Regions from separate parts of the Homo sapiens genome. Here regions 2 and 3 are each linked to region 1. Evidence: chromatin loops called from intact Hi-C (ENCODE). Cell type or tissue: heart right ventricle. All regions are shown on one strand.

Evidence for each region. Hi-C counts contacts between places; a loop is a spot of excess contacts. Peaks named below come from ENCODE experiments on the same cell type or tissue, not always from the same donor. Only the 100,000 strongest peaks of a DNase experiment are listed, where the experiment ranks them.
Region 2: a loop joins it to region 1, with 2.4 times the contacts of the local background. A loop is called at or near these places in 11 of 110 quality-filtered maps.
Region 3: it touches region 1 in a loop (3-fold over the local background); 3 of 110 quality-filtered maps call a loop at or near these places.

The regions. Positions count from the first base shown.
Region 1 is chr1:184,660,737-184,668,736 of GRCh38, forward strand. LOC105371648 (a long non-coding RNA gene) reads left to right here and starts at 3,606. Exons shown (of 3, transcript XR_007066768.1): 1 at 3,606-3,692; 2 at 4,533-4,865. In heart right ventricle, CTCF peaks have their summits at 3,426 (motif pointing left) and 3,650; a DNase peak (open chromatin) is centred at 3,405; H3K4me3 peaks cover 1,151 bases; H3K27ac peaks cover 623 bases.
Region 2 is chr1:184,479,519-184,487,518 of GRCh38, forward strand. All of the region lies in intron 2 of C1orf21 (chromosome 1 open reading frame 21), which reads left to right. Among named protein-coding and RNA genes, the nearest start is that of C1orf21, 96 kb to the left of the region's middle. In heart right ventricle, a CTCF peak has its summit at 3,939 (motif pointing left); a DNase peak (open chromatin) is centred at 2,733; H3K27ac peaks cover 7,556 bases.
Region 3 is chr1:184,451,018-184,459,017 of GRCh38, forward strand. The region is part of intron 1 of C1orf21 (chromosome 1 open reading frame 21); the gene reads left to right. Among named protein-coding and RNA genes, the nearest start is that of C1orf21, 68 kb to the left of the region's middle. In heart right ventricle, no CTCF peak of the experiment used is centred here; no DNase peak of the experiment used is centred here; H3K27ac peaks cover 812 bases.

The DNA of each region.
Region 1 (8,000 bases):
CAAGAAATGGAGCCTGGGAAGCCAGGCCCTGAGTTGGGCTGAGGCAGAGAGCATTTTCTTCTCTCCTGACCTTGGGCAGTTGGGTCTGGACAGGAAGTCATGATGCAGGGGTGGGCAGGCCCAGCCAGTGGAGCCTGGCCCCAAAACCCTCTGCAGAGGCCAAGGATAGGCCCACCTGGACCTGTGAGCCCTGACAGTGGCCACCTCTAACATTAATTATGACCTATTCTCTACTGTGTCCTACTTCCTTTTTGATGTCCCCAGCCCTTCAGAAAATTCCTCTAAAGAGCACCAATACTGAGGGTAGTGAAGGAGGCTGCTCCCTCACTGTGGAGGAAGAAGAAAGCTGTGTCTTCTCTGCCACGCCACCTCCCCAAAAGCAGATCACTGTGGGAGTGTAGTTAGTCCCCCGCCTCTATCTCTCCAGGGTCTGCCTCAGTTGCAGGCAGTCTCCTTGCCCCTGACATTCCCTTCCTGGGCAGCTCTCATATGGAGACTGAGCAAAGCAGCTTATTAAAATCCTGGCCCAGGTGGCACAGAACATTTGAAGGGCAATGGTCTCTCCGGAGATTCTTCACCTGGTTGCCGGAAGCTTTATTGGGTCTGCATTGAAGCTGTCTTCCCAGGCCCTATTCTCTTTCTTTTCTTCCTTTCCAAGGTGTTGATCTCTAAAACACCATGAAGTCCTCTTGAAGAACGCTGTCCTTGCTTCTGCCTTTGGAAAACCCAAACTGCAAGGGCAAAGGGCACAGAAGCAGTGGTGTGCTGACAGAACAGAGAAGTGGCAGAAGAAGACTATAGCCTGCACCTGAGCTCCTGGAGGTGGGGGTGGGGAATCTCAGAAGTAATTGACAGGGTCAGATGAAGAAGACAGACCAGTGATCTGTGAACCCTTGTAGCGCACGGACCCTCTGACTCTGATCCTTGCCACCTGCCTTCTATGGCAAAAGAGACTGCTGTGTTTGTTCATCGATCAAACTCCTTCCCACAAGTTTCTCTTGGCCAAGAATGTCTCTTCAGCCCTGAGTTTCCCATTTACTAATAGGTCTTTGTCACTCCAAGTGACAAGGCTTCCCATCTCCTGCAGTCTTATCCTCTAATCCAGTTATTTCTGTTTTTGGAGCATAAACAATAACTCCCCAGGTTTACCCTTTTAGCTTCCCCAACGCTTATGCTTCCCTATTCTTTCCTCCAGTTAGAGCAAGAGCAATCAGACCAAGATTTCAGCTCATGTTTATCACACACCATCTCAACAAAATCTACTAATGCTTTACAAGCCCTCACAAGCATTTCCTGCAGGCTCCACCACTTTGAGAAAAAGCAAAGCTTTTGAATTATCCCTGCTAGTGGTGTGCTGGTAAAATCAGCTCTCTGAAAAGTACATACATACATAGAGAACAATATAGCATTTGCTGATTTCCAATTTTGGTGGTGTAAATGCTCATACCATAACAGATTTCAAGCTACCAGTGAAATTTCACAGGCTTTTACAACCAGCTTGTAAAGTTCCTGAGTATTTAACATTGGCTTTTGATATCCTGTAGGAGCTGGCTTCAGCAGCCACTGGCAGGGCTATCCTCCAATTCTCCAGGTCACCCCCAACCAGCACCCATCTTATTCTCTTAGCAATGTCCTTGACTAACATAATTTTGTCATGACAGCATTCACCATGGCCCACACTGTCTTAGAGACACATTGCCTATCTGATCTCATTTAATCCTCACAAAATCAACCATCTTTATCTCCATTTCACATATCATGGTTACTACTGGAGGCTTATCACCTTTCATCAGACCTGCACTACACATAAAACATAACACACTGCATTGTTGGGCAAAGCAGTGCAGCCCTCTTACAAGTATTTTTTTAACACAATAAAGTTCTTTCAAGTGTAAATTTATTTTTCCATGACAAAAATAATGAACCACTTTGCAAAGAAAATTGGAAGGCAACCATTAATTCTTAAATGTGTTAAGATTATTTGATGTCATGGTAAAATGTTTATGAAATATTACATTTTAAAAGTGTAGTATAGTAACCTACAATGTGATACCAATTCTGTAAAACAGTAAATGTATTAATGAAACACTCTAAGTAAAGGAAAAGTGAGTAGTTATCGCTCTTTTTTAGTATGTTTTAATTGATATATCATGGTTATATATATTTTTGGGGTACATGTGATATTTTGATACATGTATACAACATGTAATGATCAAGTCAGGGTAATTGGGATGTCTGTCACCTCAAACATTTATCTTTTTTTGTGTCATGAACATTATAATTCTTTCCTTGTAGTTGTTTTAAAATATACAATAAATTATTATTCATTATAATTTTTTAATTAAATATTTTTAAAATTTTTATTATTTTTATTTTTTTTAGAGACAGGATCTTGCTGGTCACCCAGACTGGAGTGCAATGGTGCAATCATAGTTCACTGCAGCCTCGAACTCTTGGGCTCAAGCAGTCCTCCTACCTCAGCCTCCAGAGTTGTTATCTATAATTTTGAACAGTAGTTATCTGTAACAGTGAGAAGCAAAGGTTTTCCTCATTTCCTCTTTTACAGTTTCTGTATTTTCCATAATTGATACATCATCACATATTACAATTATGATGAGAAAACATGATACATATTTTTATTTGGAAAATACATAAATAAAAACAAAATCTATGACCTCACCGTTCAGACTCAACATCTCTTCCATTTTGATGTCATGCGATGTTTCTGACGGAGGTTTAATTGAAATGAAACAGCATCAATAAGCATGGGCTCCACAGTCTTCCCACATCGCTCTGAGTGCCCGGGGAGGGACTGGGGACTCCCCCCACACATTAACCCACGAGGACCTCTCACATGGACCTTTTTACATTCTCTCTAATCTTTCCCAAAGCCTTGCAAGGTGGGAGTAATATTATTATTCCCATTTCAGAGATGACAAAACTAAGAAACTCGTCCTCTGTGAGTTTCTGTGCTATTAGGCTGTGTCTCATGTCCCCGTACAAAGTATCTTTGTATGGGAGGCCTAATGGTTAAGAGCATGGACTTCTGTCCGACAGAATTCATTAAGTTCCAGGCCAGACACACTGCCGCTCTCTGGGAATGTGTCCATGGGCTAGGGGTGGCACTGAGCTTCCATTCCATTTCTTATAAAATAATGACGACAAGATCGTTTTCCTTAAAGGGTGGCTGTGAGCCTTCAATTACACAGTGATGAAAAGACCTTAGCACAGTGCTGGGCAACGGCTAGCTACTTCAGAGGCACAGCTGAGACTTGCACAGAGGTACCTGGCTGCAAAGTCCGGCTCCTCTACACTCTGCAGAGCTGTTTTCCCCCTTCAGAGCTCCTCTCCTCCGGGAGGGCTTGCCTCGCCCCGGTCCAGGATCTCTGCCTTCGGTTGAAGCGCAGCGCCCCCAGCCGTCCGCAGGAGGGATCGACGCCTCTGTCTCCCCGAAGTGAGGGCGCTCGCTGCGGAGCTGGGGGTGGTCTCCTCTTCCCCCCATCGCGGCCCAGCAACCTGGGGGTCCGCGTGACTTCTCCCTGGCCGGGGGATGGAGGATGCGCTCTCCTCTGTCCCTTCAAGGCCTCTTCCTCGTCCCAGGTCGAGTCTCCTCCTTGCTGACCAGGCATCGCGAGCAGATGAATCCTCTGGGCGGTTGTCCCTGTCAGGCTGTCAGGACCTGATTTTCCCTGGTAAGCCTTCGTCAGGCAGGTGGCCTCGCCCAGGCCTCGGAAAATGTCAGGGCGCAAGCTGGGCACACGGCCCTCCCGCTGGCGAGCAGGCAGCGCGCGCGTTCTTTAGGATTTGGAACAGCCCTGCCAATTAGCTTGTACTCTGCCCACATGCGCAGGACTAAAAAGGAAGCAGGCCAGGCCCGAGCAAAATTAGACAATGGGCTCCCAGAACACCAAGGGCGAAGGCGGCCCGAGCACCTGCTGTTCTCGCCCCTCAGGGCTGAAATTGGGCATGGAGTTGGCGAGGGAGGCCTGGCAGGGAGGGAGGGGGTCTAGCTGTGCGTTTGCTACAGGGCCTTCTTCCTCCACGTTCCAGATGGGACTCAACGCGGGCTGCCCAGAGGAGGGGATGGGGAAGGGCCAAGCCCTGCGACTGGATTCTTTCCGGGCCACAGAGGGCGGGTGCTTACAGCTGGGGTCAGGCACACTTCCGTTCTGCCTGGAGGACAGGACAGGGTGGTGGCTTCTCCAGATCCAGTGCTGGCCGCTCAGAGCCCATGTGTGGAAGACAGTCTGGTGCAGGGGTTGAGGATGAAGACTTTTGGAGAGAGGCGCATGCGGGTTCTTGTCCCACGTTCCTTATTGACCCACTCTGCAACCTCGGTTACTTGAGAAAAGTTAAGATTCCTTTCTCCAAAAAGCAGAGACAATACAAATTTCTAACTTGTAAGGTACCCTGTGAGAATAAGAGGAAATGAAATGTGGAATCCATATAGTATCTGCTTATAGAGTTACTGAGTTCTATTTTGGGATGAAGAAAAATGTAAACCTTACAACGGGAATATTTTTATCTTTGAGGTTCACTAAAGCACCAGAAGGTATGAAGGCGGAGAGAGGAAACAGGGCAATGGAATGAACACTTCTCAAGAATCTCTCAGGTGCCACGGACTGAGCCAGGTGCCTTCCATGTGTTATCTCATTTTACAGGGCAGGTAACATTTCTGAAAGGTCAGGCAGCTAAAAAGCAGACAGCTTTCTGGCACATTAGAGAAACAAAAGAAATGTTGGAGACTGGAATGCCTGCTGTGTCAAGGCACCTAATTAGAAAACAACGTCAGAGTGAATTTGTCGTGCGAGTCTCCAGCTCTGCCAGAAGAACTAAAAGAAATGTGTCACCAGAGGAATCACAAAGTAAAGTCTATTATTGTTCTGGGGATTCTGGGGATTCGATGCACAAATCAGAGGTCTGACAGGGGATGGGGCATGTGTTACGTCTTAGTAATGTGCTAAATGGTAGTGCTTCCAGATTCCCCACAGAATCCTACTGCAGTCAGAGATCTTGATGTCGGTTGAACTTATCTATTTATAACGAGGAAACATTAAGGTAACTCAAACCAACAAAATAAAACAGGTTGACAGTGACTAAGCAACAACAGAGTGCTAGATTTATGTAGAGATTCTTTCTTTCAAGTTGCTGAGACATTTCACAAAGGAGAACCGTAGATTATCATCAACTTCCATTTGGGGACTTAGAAATCCACCAAAGACAAAGACAATGTTGGTATCATTCCTTCCAGCTCTTGGCTGAAACTGTTCTTTCCTATGTCACCAGTGAACTTCTACTGGCCAACGCCCAAAGAATACTTTCTCAGTTTTAGTTTAGAGACCTCTCTATTCCACTTGCATGGTTAGACACTAACTGCTGGAAACTTCCAATCTGAAACACTCCCTGGGAAATGTCTTATTTGCAAATTTTACAGCTAAAATCCCTCCTCCATAGACAATCTATTAATAAACAGTACCTGCAAATGGGGGACTCTCTGGGGGAAATTTTTTCACTGCAATTGGTGTCAGCATTATATTATAATTAATCCATCTTTATCTAAGATAAAGTTGTAGGTTCAGATAAATAATGTCCCTCTCCCTTTAACACTTGTTATACTTGTGCTAGGCCTATTTGTGGCCACACCTGGGATTGAGTGGTTGAGATGAGATGCAAAAGAGATTATCTAAACTTCTGGGTGATTTTTTGCTGAATGAATGTCTTTTAAAGCACCATTTCTGATCCCATTTGGCTTCTCTCTAGCCTCTATCGATTAATTGTTGATTTAAATTGGAAGAGAGGCTATATGGAGTCTAGAACTTTACTTAGTTCATTGTTATTTCCCCAGGACCTCGAAAAGTGCCTGGGATATAACTCACAAATATGTGTCGAATGAATGAGTAGTTCTATCTGTTTCATGTCTGGGTCAATGTAGGCTGTATCCACATGTTCCTGGTAGGGGAAGTAATAGTAACAAAGATTTTGGCTAAGCTTCAGAGGCCATGAATTAATAGATTTTGGAAGAGGTCACTTTAGGATTTATCAGCTTCAAATCTTATATAAACTTCTTACTGGATCCAAAAGACTCCACTATTTATGGGAGACTCATGGTTTGGCCATTACAATGGTGAATGAGGTAAGGTTTTGGGACATACGTAACCAGGCCTGAATTGGTTGAATATGAACTTGAAAGTTCAAATTCAGACTAACATCTTTCTTTTGTCAGCTCTTCAATCTCAGCACTTGTCAACTTAAATAACAAACAGAAGAGGGGCTCTCTAAAATAAAAATGATATGTACTCAGGAGTAAGGCATTGCAATGGAAATATGTGTGCCATAGTAAACTATGTGCATACTAAGAGAGGTAAAGAAAGACAAAAATTTTTAAAGGAAAAATGAGATGGATTACATAATTGTTTGGAGATAATTATCCTTGCTACAAAGATCAATAGAAAGGGTGATGCCAGTACAAGGTTGGACAAGCAATTACTGGGCAGATGTCTTTACAGAAGTATTTGTGTGTGTGTGTGTGTGTGTGTGTGTGTGTGTGTGTATAAGATTGTGTGGCCTTCATGCAAGGTTGTGGTTTTTACAGTCTTTTGTGATATTTTTTGTTATCAGGTACACAAGCAAGCGAACCCACTCTTCATAGCCTTCCCCAACCCTATTTGTCAAGTGTTTTTTTTTCTTTAATACTAGTGAAATAAGATAGAAAGGAACAAGTCTCATACCTGATGTATGGGCCAAACAAGAAATCCATCATGCTGCCTAATGTCATGACCAGAGATGTTCAGACTGCAAACCAGGAGAGTTGATGTTTTCATGCTTTTCTTAAGACATCGAAAGACTCCACATCATGAGACTCTTACCCCTTTTAATGCCTACTTTTTCACTTGGCAAGATAATAATGTAATTGAAATTTCATAATCAGTAGCTCCTGCTGGAAACTTGACTAAGAGATCCTTTAATATCCATTGGTTAAATAGGAAAACAGGCCACATGGTAATAACAGCTCTCACTTAATTCTCTCTCATCATTTGATGTCTTCAATTGTTTATCTTTAAGCCTCAGTGTATGGCTCAATACCATTATTTAAACTGGGATTTTCATACTACTATTATTTTTACTTTGTTGCTGCCGTTGGTTGTTGTTGTCTGAGACAGGGTCTCACACGGTCACCCAGGCTGGAGTGCAGTGGCACCATGGGTCATGGCTCACTGAAGCCTTGATATTTTTACTTTGTATTTTCCCTTTTTAAACTTTGTATCTGCAAGCCCTGTGGTCCCAGCTACTCCAGGGGCTGAGGTGGGAGGACTGCTTGAGCCTGGGAGGCAGAAGTTGCAGTGACCCCGGATCACACTACTACTGTACTCCAACCTGGGTGACAGAGACCCCATCTCAAAACCAAACAAAAACTTTGTATCTATTACTTATTAAAATTTTTGCAGAAACACAACCCTAATAGGATAATACTAGCCCAGCACTTTGAGATGATAACAAAAGACTATGGAACAGACAAAATTGAACTTAATAATAGACTCTAGGTAGAATTAGCATGAGAACCACTTTCTTCAAATCTCCCTTATTGTTCAAATGTGGCTGAAAGGGTTTTGACACTGACTCTTAGCCGACATTCACTCCCCACAAGGTGGGATGAGACAAGCAACTGGGACCAAGGGCCGTCACATCCAACTACAGGATAATCAGTGATGCTTTCAGAGAAAGATCTTGATCAAAGGTGGGAAATGTGAAAGTTGTCAGAATCAAAATAGAGTCACCAGTATTAAAAAAAAAAAACTTGACGAATAGGGTTGGAAAAGGCTCTGAAGAGCAGGTTTGCATGCTTGTGTGCCTGATAACAAAAACTATCACAAAAGACTCTGCAAAAACTACAACCTTGCACAAAGGCCATCACAATCTTACACACACACACACACACACACACACAAACTTCTGTAAAGTTCTCTGAGATTCCTCCCTCAGCAGCTCGCCTTTTTGGCCGT
Region 2 (8,000 bases), 180 kb before region 1:
AGCTACGAAGTGCTAGAATCCAGATTGCTCAGACTCCAAAGTCCACCTTTCTTTCTCCATGTTGTTTCCTGATGCCGTGCAGCCTCCCATAGGTCTTTTTTTTTTTTTTTTTTTTTTTTTTGAGACAGTCTTGCTCTGTGGCCTAGGCTGGAGTGCAGTGGTGCGATCAGGGTTCACTGCTGCCTTGACTTCCTGGGCTCAAGTGATCCTCTCACCTCAGCTCCCTGAGTAGCTTTGGGACTACAGGCACGTGCGCTCACACCTGGCTAATTTTTTATATTTTTAATAGAGATAGGGTTTTGCCATGTTTCCCAGGCTGATCTAAAACTCCTGGACTCAAGCAATCTGCCCACCGTGGCCTCCCAAAGGGCGGGGATTACAGGCATGAACCACCACACCCGGCCCTCATTCTTTAATGCACAAAAGTATTGATTGGTCTGTATCCTATGTATAAGGCCTTTTGCTAAATGCCATGGAGATTACAGAGGTAAATAATCCATAAACCTTGCCATCTAGGACTTTGTAAGAAGATAAGGAAGTGTTACGAGGTAGAATAAGCCAAATGCCCGAAGAGGAAAAGACATACCTCATGATAACAGTCAGGGGATAGATGCTCTGCCTTAAACCGCAGAATCAGAGCAGATTTCTTACAGAGATGACATCCAAACCTGGCCTTAAAGGACTGAAAGAACAAAACCTGTCTCAATCTAAACTGGAAAAGGAACAGCTAGGTAATGTAAGACTTATTCAAGAATAATAAATATTCTAATTTATGGAACTAATGAATGGAACATAAACTATAAATGGGACAGAATTGGCTAGAAAACTAAGTTAGGGTTAAATTATGGAGAACTTCGAATACCAAATGACAGTCTTTAAAAAGATAACCTTAGATTGTCAGAGCAAGATTTGGTGATATTCAATACGTTGTGCTTACATTCTGCTTGGCAATGAGACCACTTAACCATCCCTTCACAACTTGTATAGCCAGGAAGACTCTATTGTTCTAAAGCACCATGTGTATTTTGCAGATGTTAGCATCTGATAAAGGAGCTTTGTGTTAGTCAACTATTGCTGCGTAGACTGTAACAAACTCAGGTTCAGTCACTTGCCACTTGCAGAGTCTAATTCACAAGAGCGAGGTCTGGCATAAAGAAAGTGACTTTATTCCATAGCTTAGCCTGGGGGAAGAGGTACAGGCTCCTGCCTTTAAGAGCACTGTTTTGCTTTTGGGGCAGAAAGCATGGACTTTTAAAGGGGGACTTGGCATGAATGGCATTCAGAGGAGGGAGTGAGCAGTTGGGGGTCTGCGTGACTCGCTTTCGTGCTTAATCTACTGGTGGTCGAGCTGGCTGCATCACAAGCAGAGCTAGGTTGTATAGTGGCCTTTGTCTCAAGACACTCTCCAGGTGGGAGAGCCTTCCATCAGGGACATACTTTAGGTTGCAAATTGACTGTTGTCTCTTGAGGCAATCTCCTTGTGGGAGAGAGTTTCTGCCCTGGAGCTTCAAAGTAAGCACGTAGTTAGATAAGCTTCCAGTGTAGTGAGTGTCTGGTGAAGGGAAGGTAAAGGTTATGATTGCATTTCTGAAGAGCTAGGTAGGAAATGGGAACAGAGGAAAAGAAGGAAAGAGAAAAGAAGAAATAACTTAAAAAAAAACTCTCTCTCTTAGAAAAATGGGGATACTTGGTTACAAGACAACTTGAAGCTCTCAGTCGCATTCCACAGTAACTGTTTCTTTCTTGATTATGAATTGGTGGGTCAGCTGTGGTGACACTTCTCTATGTATCTCTCATCTTTCTCCAGGGACCAGCAAGCTAGTGGGGGCATGATCTCCTTTCACAGAAGGGCAAGTGTGCAAGTGATACATATGGTGCCTCTGAAGCTTGGACTTAGAGCTGGCACACTGTCACTCATACCCACATGCCACTAGCCAAAGCAGGTCACATGAGTGAGCCCAAAGTTAGGCAAAAAAGCACACTCTGACCACAGTGCATTTACAGCAAGGGTATAGGTGCAGGGAGGGTCAAGATTGGGGCTAAAAATCAGTTTACCCCAAGCCCACCTGGTCATTGCTCTCTCTGTGCCTCTGTGTAGTTCATGCCATAAAGCGTCGTTTAAGGCCTCTGCTAAATTTTCTTCATCCTCCCAACACCCACATTGAAATTTTATTTACTCCAGCATTCTATCATTTTGTTAATCTCTCTAACATAAATATTAGGAAGTTTGTGGGATTGTGTTAAATACAGCAGGAATACAATGGGGAGAGAACTTCACCAATCAAGGGAGATACTTTTTCTAGCCCTGCAGGGCTCTGGGGGAAGAATTACCAGAATCCAATGTCAAGACAGTTCCAGTACCCTAGATATTACTGAATATCACATTTTAAATATGACGAGTTAAGGTCTTGTCTGTGTTTCTTCACTTAAATTAATTCGCAAGGAGAAGAAGTTTTCAAAATCCCACAATGATCACAGATGGTGGCAGATGAGTGATAGTGATAGGCCCACTTTTTAACCATTTGTAACCCATTATTTCTGTGGTCTCTTATTGTGTAACAAATACCCCAAACATAGTACCTTGAAACATAACCAGCTTATTATTCCTCACGATTCTGGGGGATGGCTGGAGTTCATCTGTTGTTCTCTCCCGGGCTCAGTCATGCAGCTGCATACAGCTGGGATCTCAGCTGAACTCAGCTATCCCAGATGGATTTGGGCTTCTGTCCACAAGGCCACTCTTTCCAGCTGGGTAGCCAAACTTTTCAGCCCGGCTTCCAAGAGAAAAAGTGGAAGCTGCCAGGCCTCTTAGGACCTGAGCTTGAAAGTTCAAGAATGCTACATTTGCTGCCTTCTGTTGATGAAAGCAAGTCATAAGACCAGCCTAGAGTTGAGGGAATAGAGTCTCTCCACCTCTTGAGAATGTGCCCGTAGAAAGAGGAGGAATTGTTGGGAGCCGTCTTTGGAGACCAACGCCCATTGCAAGAGGAAATTATGACTCCATGACTGGGATATATTTCAACCTGGACAATTATATTCTGCTTTCTAAAATACCCCTCTGTTTTTCACCGAATAAAGTGACCTTATTTATGCTTTAAAAGCTAAACATTTAAAATGTTTTAAATGTTATTACCACATGTTGTTGAAGATGTGACAAAGTCTGTGAAGGGTGGCATATTTGGGGATGGCTCTGAAGTATGTGTCTCTGAGTGTGTGTACACACACATTTGATCCTTTTCCTAAAGGTGTTAATTTAATTTCAAAGCTTCTGAAGACATCCTCAGGAGCTTTGATGCCCAATGTGTTTATACAAATGGTAATTTCCATTTTTTTGAAGCAGTTTGGGCGCCATGATGTCTTGGTTATTTAGGAGCTCCACCACAACAAATGTGTGTGACAGAATTTCTGTAGCATGTTCCACCATGCAGAATTAAATGCTAAATGGGCATCTTGACTCCTAGATTTCAGAAAATTTAGGAAATCATTGACAAGGAACTTCACCAGTGATATTTACTTACATATTTTCTTTCACTTTAAGTGTTGAAGCATAAAAAGTTTCAGATCTAAAGTTCTGCCTGACACACTGTGGCCCTTTCAGAGGTCAGATCCACTTCAGAAGGTTTCATCTTCAGATTGGAATTTTCCTTCTCTCAGTTGTCAGGGCAGATGTGAATAGTGGTCAGCAGATCTGCTGAGGTCATTCAGAGGACAGCTGAGCAGATTGCCAAGACCAGCTTGCAAAAAGTAAGTGACCAACAGGTTCAAGTTATCATGAACTGGTTAAGCAAGTTCTAGAAGGCCAAGTGCTTATTGGATTTCTTTCAACAGTCATTCTCTTAGACAACTAAAGTGGGTGCATAGAACACATTTAGGCCTTATTAGGGAAATTAATACGTCAGGCTTGAGATCATGATCTCTCCTGCAGCCCGCCCCCAAGTGGGGAGAAACTCTTACAGTTATATTGACTTCCTTTTCTGCGCTTTTTCTGTTTCCAGTGTTTCAATAATGTAGGCTTTAAACTTGAGTCACTTTTGGCTTTTGCAGTTAGTTTCCAGATCCTATAAATCTCACTCTCTCCTAGCATTGCTTTTCTTACCACCACTGTAGTTTAGGCTGTGACAGCCCATCACCCCAAGAACTGCAGTGTCCTCAGGAGGAATCTCCTGTTAACCTCCTTTATTGCTTGTTTGTTCCTTTGCTTGTTTTTGGTCTGTTTTTACTTCTTCATTTTTTGGCACCACTATCAGATCAGCTTTTTAAAGTACTCCTCTGTTGGTATTAAATCTTCTCTAGAACTTTCTGTTTGTGCCAATAAATCCCAAATCCTTAGTGAACATCCAAGGCACCTGAAGGTGGCTCATATCCACCTTTGCTGCCTTTGTGTGTGTGTGTGGGGCGGGGGTGGGGGGTGTATGTGTGTTTTGAGATGGAATCTCACTCCATCGCCCAGGCTGGAGTGCAGTGGCGTGATCTCAGCTCACTGCAACCTCCGTCTCCTGGCTTCAAGCAATTCTCTTGCCTCAGCCTCCCAAGTAGCTGGGATTACAGGCACCCACCACCGCGCCCGGCTAATTTTTGTATTTTTTTTTTAGTAGAGACAGGGTTTCACCATTTTGGCCAGGCTGGTCTTGAACTCTTAACCTCAGGTGATCCACCCGCCTTGGCCTCCCAAAGTGCTAAGATTACAGGCGCAGCCTTGTTTTGTACTCTGTTCCTTCATGATCGCCTTCTTCAGTCAACTGAGCAAGGCAGCCTTGTGAACTTATCCTGCATCTTCGCTGCTCTAGGCCCTCCAGTACATGGTGACCTCTGCTTGGCACGGGCCCGTTTTCTCGACTTCATGTCTTTAAATCCTGCTTGTTTTCCAAATATAAACTTTTATACAGAGCTTCCTCTAATACCTTCAGAAGGTATCTCTTTCCTGCCATCCCAGAATACTTTTTGTTTATTTGATTTATTTGTTTATATGTCTAATCTCTCTTGTGAGCTGGTTAGCTCCCCGAAGGCAGGAACTGCATGGGCTTGAGAGGACAGAGGGCTCCCAGATGGCCAAGGAGCTGGAGGCAGAGAGATTGTTCAGGAATCAGGTTGGGCACTGACTGAACCAGCCCTCCCATATAACTAAGGTGGCCTGCACTGCTGCCAAGTTTGGCTTAAGCCTGATGTTTATAAACATCCCTTTAAATGGAGGGGCTTAGATTATTGCAGTAAATTCTTCTGGAATGATGGTGTGAGACTGAGCAGCAGTAAAGCGAGCAAGAATTTGGCTGCTTTCTTTCACTTGGACTTTGTATTGCTATGTGGCTTCAGTTAAGTTCTGATCCTTGGGTGTACCTAAATGAGAGCATATAACAGATGCTTGTGGCTGTGTGTGTGTGTGTGTGTGTGTGTGTGTGTGTGTGTGATGGTGTTATGCCAATCTATTACTCATCTAAAATGCTGTGAGACCTATTTCACAAGGTTATGGTGAAAATTAAATGAGAAAATACATCAGATTTATTCAGAAATTAAAAGCACTTGGAGGCAAAGTCATAATTCACTGTTTATGTCTCATAATTTTTGATTGCATTCAGCGAAGATGGATTAAAGATACCTGTGTTTGTGGACAGTAACAGAGAGAATAATGTTTGTCAGTGCAGTCCAGCACAGTACCCATGAGCCACATGTGGCTATTGAGCATGAGAAACGTGACTAGTCCTAATTGAGATGTGCTGTAAGTGTAAAATGAGCTTTTAAGTTTCATATTAAATGAATATTTAATATGAAAAAAGAATATAAAATAGCTTATTAATAATTATTGATTACATGTTAAATGATATATTTTAGATCTATCAGGTTAAATAAAATATATGAAGATGAATTTCACCTGCTGCTTTTTATCTAATGTGGCTACTAGAAGCATTAAAAGTACACACATAACTCACATATTTCTATTGCACAGTGCTGATTTATGTGACTGAGAGGTAGCAGTGGTAGTGTGAGAATTTCCTTCTCTTTCAAGTTTTAGTTTTTATTGGATCTAAGAGAAAAGGAGTTTGATGGAGGCAGTGGCCCTCATTTTCTGCTTGGAATCTCTATGCATTAAGTGAGCACTAGGTGTGTACACTCAGCCTTTTGTGTGTCAGGGGGTGATTTGGGCAAAGAGGGGTACATGGGGGACCACCAGAGAGGCAGAATTGGGAGGCAGCTTGGCCAATGAACAGGAGCAATGCCACCTTGCTCCTCTCTGTGCTGCTTAGTGATAGACTTTAGCTGCCTCTACTGTAGCTGTTTTGCTGGCATAAGGAAGCTTCTGTTGGCTTCTGAAGCTGTTATTTCCCGAAGGTGAGAGAGAAAATCATGTTTCCCTTTTTCTGTTTTTAGTGAATCATAGGAGACAGTAAAGAGCCCTAAGGGCAGGAGAAGTGTTTGACGGATTTGTGATAGGCCAGATTATAGTCATAAAAGCTGAGAAATTTAAGTCAAGATAAGTGAGGAACATGGTCTTGGGTTTAGGCTTTGAAGACTCCCTGATGTCTTGAGCTGAGCCTCAGAAAGGTCTTAATGGCTCGAAGTGCACATGGGGCTCATGGAATCACAGAAGCCAGTCGACCTTGGCTCAGAGCTTTTAACTGCATTCTTCTGAAGTAAAAGTGCTCAGCCCAGTGTCTGACTCAGAGAAGGTGCTCAAAATATGTTAGTTTTATTTCCTTTTAGGTGGTTCCTGGGCCATGCTGATGCTCATTTCAATAGGGAAAATGAAACATGCGTGTATGTGAGCATGGAATGGAGTAGTTGTGAATTCTGTCTTACCAGCTGGGGTTTGATTCCAGTGTCACCACTGCCTGTGCTGTTTTGGATTTATAACTTAGCTGCATTTGTTTCCAAATCTATAATATGGAGGTAATAATGGTATCCACCACTTGGAGTTCTGAGGAGGAACACATAGTTAATAAGGAGAGCGTCCAGAACAAGGCCAGTGCACAATTAGCATGGAAGCACTTGTTATAAATAGTAGATGGGCCTGAGTAGACTGGCCCCACCTCTTCACTCTCCTCCCCTCGGCCAGCACAAAATAGATACCATGCTAGATGCCGCCTTGATGCCAAGTTTGGTCTAGCTGAGGTAAAGCCAGCAAAAATTTCTACTTGGAAACGTTTTCTATGACAGAAAGTTAAGAAATGCTCTATACTTTCTATATTAAAAAAAAAATCCAAGTGCTACTTTTCCTTCCCTTGCCAGCTGGTATCATGAGCCTGTTCTTTTGAAGTTAGAGAGATAAGTAGAAAATAAGACCATTTGTCACTCCCTGCTGCCAGGCAGCTGGGTTGCAAGATGAGGGAGCACCTGAGTTTTCAGAGACCATTGGCAGGGACACGCTGGCAGGGCCCTCCAAGTCCCTTTGGTTTTCTTCAATTACTCCCTTGCCCCTTCAAGTGCTTGTATTGTCTGTAGCAGTGGAGACCTGCTGGGTGCTTCCTGGCCCTCTGGCACCATTCAGTGAAAGGTGAAAGGACTGGAGCTGCAGGCAAGGCCTGCTTGGGGATGAGGGAAGTTCTCAAAACGTGCCTCAGTGACAAGAGAGGAAGTCAAAGGTTTCTTTACCTATTGCACTTCCCCTTGGAGTTATTTTCTCCTGAGTGACACTACAGATTCAGACATTCAAAACAATGGCTTCTTCCTGGACTCCTGGCTGGTGTGACTGAAGGGACCTGCCTTGCTATGAGCACCTCTCCAGGCAGCCCCTACCTGGCCCCTGGGCCTCATTAGGCCCTGGCTGTCCTCCGTAGAGACTAGTACAGCTCCTGCCTTCTGCACTTGGAACTTTACATGTGACTGGTTATTTTGCCCCTGAACCGTTACAACTTGGATTTGTGCTTTACGGTGTATGAGGCTTTTTCAAACGTAATTATTATCATGATTATCCCTACTTGATAGAAGGGGAAACTGAAGTTAAAAACTACCCCAGTTCACTTAAGAAGTGGGACGGTGGCTACAATGGCAGATGCTGACTCGACTAA
Region 3 (8,000 bases), 210 kb before region 1:
CAGGCACATGCCATCACGCCCAGCTAATTTTTGTATTTTTAGTAGAGACGGCATTTCGCCATGTTGGCCAGGCTGGTCTTGAACTCCTGACCTCAGGTGATCCGTCTGCCTCGGCCTCCCAAACTGCTGGGATTACAGGTGTGAACTGCCATGCCTGGGCTAAAAATTGCTTTTTAAGCCTATGATTTTTTTAAATGGACCATATAAAAATAATTGCCATGTCTGTTCTTTTAACCATTTTATATTTTTACCCAACTTTGGAACATTTTTTTGTTTTTGTTTTATTTTTTCGGGACAAGGTCTCACTCCATCTCCCAGACTGGAGTGCAACGGCACGATCATAGCTCACTGAAGCCCCGACCTCCTGGGCTCAAGTAACCCTCCTACCTCAGGTTCTCAGGTAGCTGGGACTGTAGGCATACACCATCATGCCTGGCTAATTTAATTTTTTTTTTTTTTTTTTTTTTTGGAGAGACAGGGTCTCACTGTGTTGCCCAGGCTTGTCTCGAACTCCTGGCCTCAAGTGATCCTCCCATCTCGGACTCTCAGAATGTTGGGATTACAAGCATGAGCTACCAGGCCCAATCTGGAACATTTTTCTAATCTCAGTCTGTCCTTCAAGTTGTAATAGTGTGTTTTGTAGTCCTGAAGAATTCTACACACAGACACGTTTCTCTAAAGACTTAGGCATGGTTGCCTGGAATGCTCAAAAACAAATGAGTTAAAAGCTAACAGCAAAATTTTCTCCCAAATGAGCATATTGCACATTGTAGGCCTCTTGTGCTCCAAGTTCACGAAAAGGGCATTAGCAAATTACAAGCATCTGAAAGCTCAAGTTTTCCGTGTTTATAAACTTAATGAGCAAATGCTCCATTGAGTGATTATATCCTTTATAAATAATTTTGTTTTTAAAAATAAATGTTAGTGTTAGTTTGTTGTTGGAAATGAATAAAAGCACTCCTCAGTCCCCAATTAATCCTTTGCTTTCCCTGGAAGGCAAAAAATTTTGTGACATTGAAATCACAAGTCCAAGCCAAAGCCGCCTCCTTAAATGAAATTTCCTTCTTAGTAGTGTGGAATGCTTTCCAAACTCCTAGACATGTCCATGTGCAATGTAGAAGTATTCCTAATGAGAATGTCACAAGAAGCTTTTGGTGGAGAGCTTATTTATTGTTTATAAGATAGAAGGTTTGATTGGCAGGAGAGCAATGAAAGATGATGGTATGGCCACCATGTCTCCTATGAAGGGCTTATTTCTTTTATAAAGAGTTTGGTTTCTAGAGTCCCCACAGGCTGAGTGCAAAGCACAATTTCTCTTCATTGCAGGTGTGAGTGTGAGAACAATTCTTTGTCAGTCCAAAGGGAGAATCACGTCATATCTTATAGGTAGGGTCACAAGTTGGAGGTGGGTAACTGGATGCTGTTGTATTTGTCAGAAACAGCAGAATTAAAGATTGCACCAGAAGTGAGCTCTTTGTTTTTCTGCTTATGAAATAAGGTCATATTTGTCCCATGTAACATGAGGCAAAGTGGCAAGAAGAGGGCGTAACCACCACGTTGATTGTTTGCATGTAGGAGGGCCACAATTTGTACTTGTTCACAGTACATCTGTGTGGTCAATGGCTCAGAACAAACTTTGATTGATCTTTTTATAGATAAATAATACAAAGAAGTTCCATGAATCTCTTTATATTCGTGGTATTACACAAAATTGTTGTAATTGTTCAGGTTATACAGGGTAGGAGCAAAATCAGTATCTTCCTTGTTAATTCTCTTTGCCTGTCCCCTCTTGAGCTCTCTCTGTCTTTCTTGTTTTAATATGACCGGCTCTGTTTGATGAGAGATTTTTAAGGTTTTTAAAAATTTTAGTAGCTTTGTTTCATCTCTATTGTTTATGCCTTAAAAGTTGTCCCTGGTATCATGAGGAGAAAACTTTGAGTCAGAAAGAAGCATAAAGCCTTTCATTGAAAGGATTGATGTGTTCCAGAGGCAATTGGTCTGAATTCAGCTAGGGACATTTCCCTCCTAAACAGTAAACTGACCAGATCTTTCTAGGAAGACCTTCGAGCTGGGAAGCGCACCATGAAATGCCTCTAAGTGATGCATACTACAGCCCACATCACTTTGGGGAGAGGAAGCCAGAGTTGTGCTCTAGCCAAGCTTATTTTAAAGAACTGAACCCCATTTCCTTCTGCAGAGATTCTCTGAGTGGAAGGGAGAATGCAATATTAACTAGCTGACTTTGCCTTCAGATATTTGCATCCTTGCGGTCCCAGGTAAATGCAGCATTGCCCCAGGTACAGGTTGAACAGAAAGCAGTGCTTCTGACGGTTCTGACGGTTCTGCTTTTGCTTTACAACTCTTTCTGTGCTTTTCATAAAATTTTAGTTTGAAGTACTGACGAATATACAATTTAGTGACACATTTTTGCTAGTGCTGCCTTTCTCAGGAAACGAATGTTTCATTTTCCTAAAGGAAGCTACTCAATGTAAACATTGATCTGCGTTTTAATGTTTTGTCTTTTTATTAGTTTGCTGAATATACTGATGTTAATATCCTCTCTTCTGTTCTGAAGCCTTGACTTTGCTTGATACTGCCACCTATTTTAGTTTGTAATCTCTGAAGATATCTAGACCAAAACTTTTTTTTTATTAGGTTATTTGTTTATAGCTGCTGTGTTTGACTTGTTCTTCAAGAAATAGCTGTTAGCTTTTATGTGTGAAACCTCAGAGGTGAAGGGACAGTGAGGGACAGATATTTCACAGCCTTTGTCTACTTGAGTTAGCATATAAGATTGAATGAAGCTACTGTCCCTACTTTGCCCAGAATGTGCTTTTGAATTATAGTTTCAAAAACGAACTCTGAAAGAGAAGAGAGATTATATTTACTCTTTCTTTCCAGCTGTTGGAGAGATTGATTGAAATTTATTTCTAAAATTGAAAGCAAGAAACAAAGCATTATATGGGCAGAAGGTTAATGGGAATTGTGTAGGGACCCTGAGTGCTTTGTGCTGAAGACATCACTGGCATCAGATCCATGAGGAAAACACTAACAAATACTTAGAGTCAATGGATTTCTTTTGTTTACTTTTGGAGAAGCAACTTTGTATGTTTAAAACTTAATCCTTATCCAGTTACTGAAACTGAGAATCAAAGGAAAGGATAGCAATATTTCAAGTTTTGCTATATTTTATATTTTTCAGTATGATATGGTTGAGTAGAATAGGAACTTGTTATTTTGTATGGATAATCGCTTATCAAGGTATATGTAAATAGAATCAGTAATTATAATTAAAGATACCTTGAAACCAAAGAAAATGACTGAGGTGAGTCTTAATGAATTTAGAGGTTTATTTTGCCAAAGTTGAGGAGATGCCTGGGCTAAAGGGACATAAGCCACAGTAGGACCTGTGGCCTGTACTTTTTCCAAAGAGGATTTTGAGGTCTTCAATATTGATATGGTTTGGTTCTGTGTCCCCACCAAATCTCATGTCAAACTGTGGTCCCTGATGTTGGAGGTGGGGCCTGGCAGGAGGTGATTGGATCATGGGGGTGGATTTCCATGAATGTTTTAGCACCATCCCCTGGTGCCGTTCTCGTGGTAGAGTTCTCACGAGATCTGGTTGTTTAAATCTATATGGCACCTCCCCTCTCTCTTGCTCCTGTTCCTGCCTTCTAGGACATGCTGACTCCCCCTTTGCCATCTACCATAGTTGTAAGCTTCCTGAGGCCTCCCTAGAAGGTGGGCATGTGCTAGCATCATGCTTCCTGTGCAGCCTGTGGAACTGTGAGCCAATTCAACCTCTTTTCTTTATAAATTACCCAGTCTCAGGTGTTTCTTTATAGCAGTGCTATATAGATATATATATAATAGAGAATGGATTAATACAAGTATTTAAAGGAGGAAAAGCAGGCTGTAAGAGAAAAGAGAAAGAAAGAGGGCAAGGTCACATTCTTGTGAGTCTTTGACTAGAGTTCATTGAATCCACATGTTGCATGTGAAAAGAAGGGGGCAGGGGGGACAATCAATTATGTATTTGTCTCAGGCTCAGTGAATCTGCATTTCTGATCAGTTCTGTCCAAAGTGAATAAACACTTTGGGCCATTCAGAAATGGTATAAGCATACTCAGGCCCATGTGTGGACTCACGTTGCAGTGCTGTTTTGCTGTTCCAACTATCAAAAACAAGTTCTCAAAGCCTGAGTCTCTTAAAAGTCAGAAGGAGCCTTACAGGTCTGATTCTGCCACAAATGTAAGGTGACCTGTGTTTAAACTTGTAAATAAAACCTATCAGAGCAACATTTCTGAAACTTCAGTGTGCATACAAATAACTAGGGATCACTTGGGATCTTCTTAGAATTGCAGATTCTGTGGTCTGGGCTAGGGCTGAGATTCTGCATTCCTAAAAAGATCCTAGGTGTATCCCAGTCCTGTTGGTCCCTAGGTTACACTTTGAGAAACAAAGTCTTAGAAAGTAGCTGAGAGACATCCAATCTCCTCCCATCCCCAAATCAGGGACTCTCCTTTTCTAATTCTCCCTTACAGGTGTTTTTTCCCTTTGGGGACAGCGTGAAAATACTGCCATCAATGATTACCTTTCTAGGATTGCTAATATTAAGATATTTCAAATAACCTTTCAGATAACCACTGAAAACTTCATTCCTTGTTCCCATCATAGCTCCAGCATCTAGAATGGCTCCTGGCACTACCAGGGCCTGAATAAATATCTGCTGAATGGGATCATGAATGGGTGAATATATAACATTCAGACTTTGGGATATTATGAATACTATTCATGTTTGGTTTTCACTGTTAAATTTTTGATAGCAACCCTAGAAACACATCAAGAAACTGTATAATTCTCTATGTATAGGTGTAGAGTGTTAAAGCCTTTGGAACGTTAAATTATTTTGAGCCCTGAGAGGAATGTGTCTATGTAGCTTGAGTCATGTGAGTATACAGTTGTAACTTCTGGTTTTTCCTGTAAATGAGTAGGAATGACTGAGTGGTGCCAGAGGTAAGACCCTCTCAGAACATTACTCCTCCTCACAGAATGTTAAAGCAGCCTTCCTTGGGATGTAGCAAGCTATATTAATCAAATCACTGCAATGTACATATTGGCCTTGTAGGGAAAATGTTGCCATCCTCCCAAAACTGTTTCTGCCTATATAAGTGAAACCTTAGCTTCTCTATTTTGAACCACTGACCCCATCCCTTTGGAGTCTGTGTTTTCTGTGTGCCTGTCCTCAAGCTTTGTGCTTGAATCAACTCTATGCTTAGTTATATTTTCTGAATCTCATTTTAAGTTTGACAAGAGTATATATACTGAAACCCGATTCTTCCTTGCTGTGGGTTGTCAGGTTGACATCTGATCTCTTTTCAGTGAGTGCTTCTTCCTTAAATTTAACTTCCTCTTTAATTAACCAAGTTAAGTAATTTCACTGTCATAGCTAACAGCAAAAAGGCAATATGAAATAGAAATTCGATGACCTTCAGAAAGGTTATGATATGTTTATATTCTTTTACGGTAAAGACAGTTCCACTGTTCCTCTTTAGAAACAGTTATGATAGCACAGGTGCCAGATTTGATATTTTTTCTTTAGAAACAGTTATGATAGCACAGGTGCCAGATTTGATATTTTTCATGTTAACTTTCACCAATACTCAACTAAAATCCTCCCTTCTCTGCACAGTTTTTCTTGACTCCATCCGATAGGCACACTTTGTAACTTTATCTCCTATGCTTGGCTTCATGCTAGTTATATCAATTACCTTATTATATTGCAGTTTCTTACTTGCTCATCTTTTACTCTGTGACAATCACTTCATTGAAGACAAAACCTTTCATATATGTATTCTTAGATGTCTCCAGGGGTGCTCAGTATAATGTTGGACCCACAGCAGCAGTATATGTTGACCGAAAAAAATGAATAAATGGTTTGAGCATTTAGAGAGTTATAAAACCAAACTAGGCAGAAGAATGTATCTGGGGCAGCTTTCTGGAGAAGGTGATGGTGATCACTTGGTTTGATACTATCTCTTGCCCTATAATTATGATAATAGTGCCCCCAGTATTTTAAAGTTGTAAATAAATGATCCATAAATGCTGTTGCTGTGTAATCAATAAGCCATGAAGATACTTACAGAATATTATAACTTAATTCTTAAAGGAAGGAACTTGTTGAGGACATAGAAGTGACTAGAATTGCATCCGTTATCTTGAAAAGTAAATTGGTATATTCAACAAATACTTACTGAGCAAAGATGAGTAAAACTGGTTACCTGCTTTCAAGGGGTTTGTGTTCTCCTGATGCGTAGACTAACGTCATCAAACAGACTGTGCTTAGCTCTGTCGTGGAGAAGCAAACAAAATGCTATGAGAACCTAAAGGGAAAAGACATGGATTCCAGCTGGAAGGACTCCAGGCTAACTAGTTGAATATAAATATATATATATATTTTTACATAGATTCTATTTCTTTCGGCTTCTTAAGCAGAATAAGTCTACCGCAGGCAATCTGACCTCTTTGTGATCATTCACATGAACACTGGTTTTGGGGCTCAGTCATTGAAAGCTGCTGTCTCTGTACTGCATTTTCCAGACTATTCTGGGCTTTTGCATCTGCTCCTGGCTCTTTGGTGCCTCTCCGATGGGTATCTTGCCAGCTATCCATGTGCTTGCTTCTCTATTCTCTTTCCTCAGTCTGGTTTGCTATGGGCTGTAACATAAATAAAGAGAAAGTGAGATTGCATCAGCTTTGAGTATCCTGAAGCATTTTTATGGGAGTGACAGCTAAGTATAAAGAGCATTTAGGAAATAATAGCCATTTTATCATTTAAAGGCATGTGTACTTCCTGATAAGTATTCGCTTATTTATAAGGATAGATATCTTCAATTAAGTTCCTACTACGTGCTTGGCATCATAGCAGTTGCTTTGTAGATATTGTTTCAAATTCTCAGAATGATCCTGTAAGGTAGATAGTATTATACCCATTTTATAAAAGAGGAAACTGAGATTTAGAGTAATTAACTTTCTCTGGGTCTCATAGTTGGTACATAGTAGAGCCTGATTCTACCCCAATCTGACTCCAAAGCCTACGTTCCTTCGCCTGACCCGTTCTGGCTCTGTAGGTGATACTAAGTGTCCTGTGCTAAGTGTGGGGGATACGTGACTAAGGGGACTCCCTTCCTCCCCTTACAAGCTTTGGACCAGGTATTTAAGGGGCTGGATAACTGATTCCGGTGGGGGAAGTTCTTACTATTTTATTATGTAAGATACAGATAGTCCAATGGTGTTTGCTCCTTTGTTTATCTTCTGCAGTATTTGCTTCTTTTGAGTCCAACCAAGAGATACTAGGTAGGGGTAGAAGGTTTGTCACAATCTCATAGTTATTCTTTCATCTGTGCTGGGTCCCTTTGGGGAATTAGATAAAAGGACTTTTATCTAAGGGAGTTAATGTCTTTACTTCTAGATCTAGACTATTTGAAGCCATAAGAACTATATATTATACCTGGCACATGTGTACTGAATAGTAAATGGATATGGTTTCAACTCTACTATAATTTGAAACAGCTCCAAAAGTATTTCAACTTAACATTCTTCATTCACTTATACCAACTCTGGCTTTTACAATTATCTGGCTTGTTGCCACTTATCATTAAATATTTCAAAATTTTCACATAGCAAAGTTAATTTTAATTCATTCCTAAATATGTGCCATAAAAAATCTTTAAAAAAGCAAACTTAGACTAATTCAGAGGTTAAAGGGCATTAAACTTTGTGTTTAGTAACAAAATGGTGAAGGTAAAACTCTAAAAAGGGTGATAAATTAACTCTTGAATAAATGATTTTGTGGCACATTTAAATGACTAGAAATTAGGGTAGTGTTTATACCTTTATTATTAAATTTCCGTGTTGTAGAAGTAAATGTTTTTCCACTCTTTGAGTGAAGTTGTGTGTGTCTTTTCATAAAGCAGTATATCAATAGTAATCATATCTAC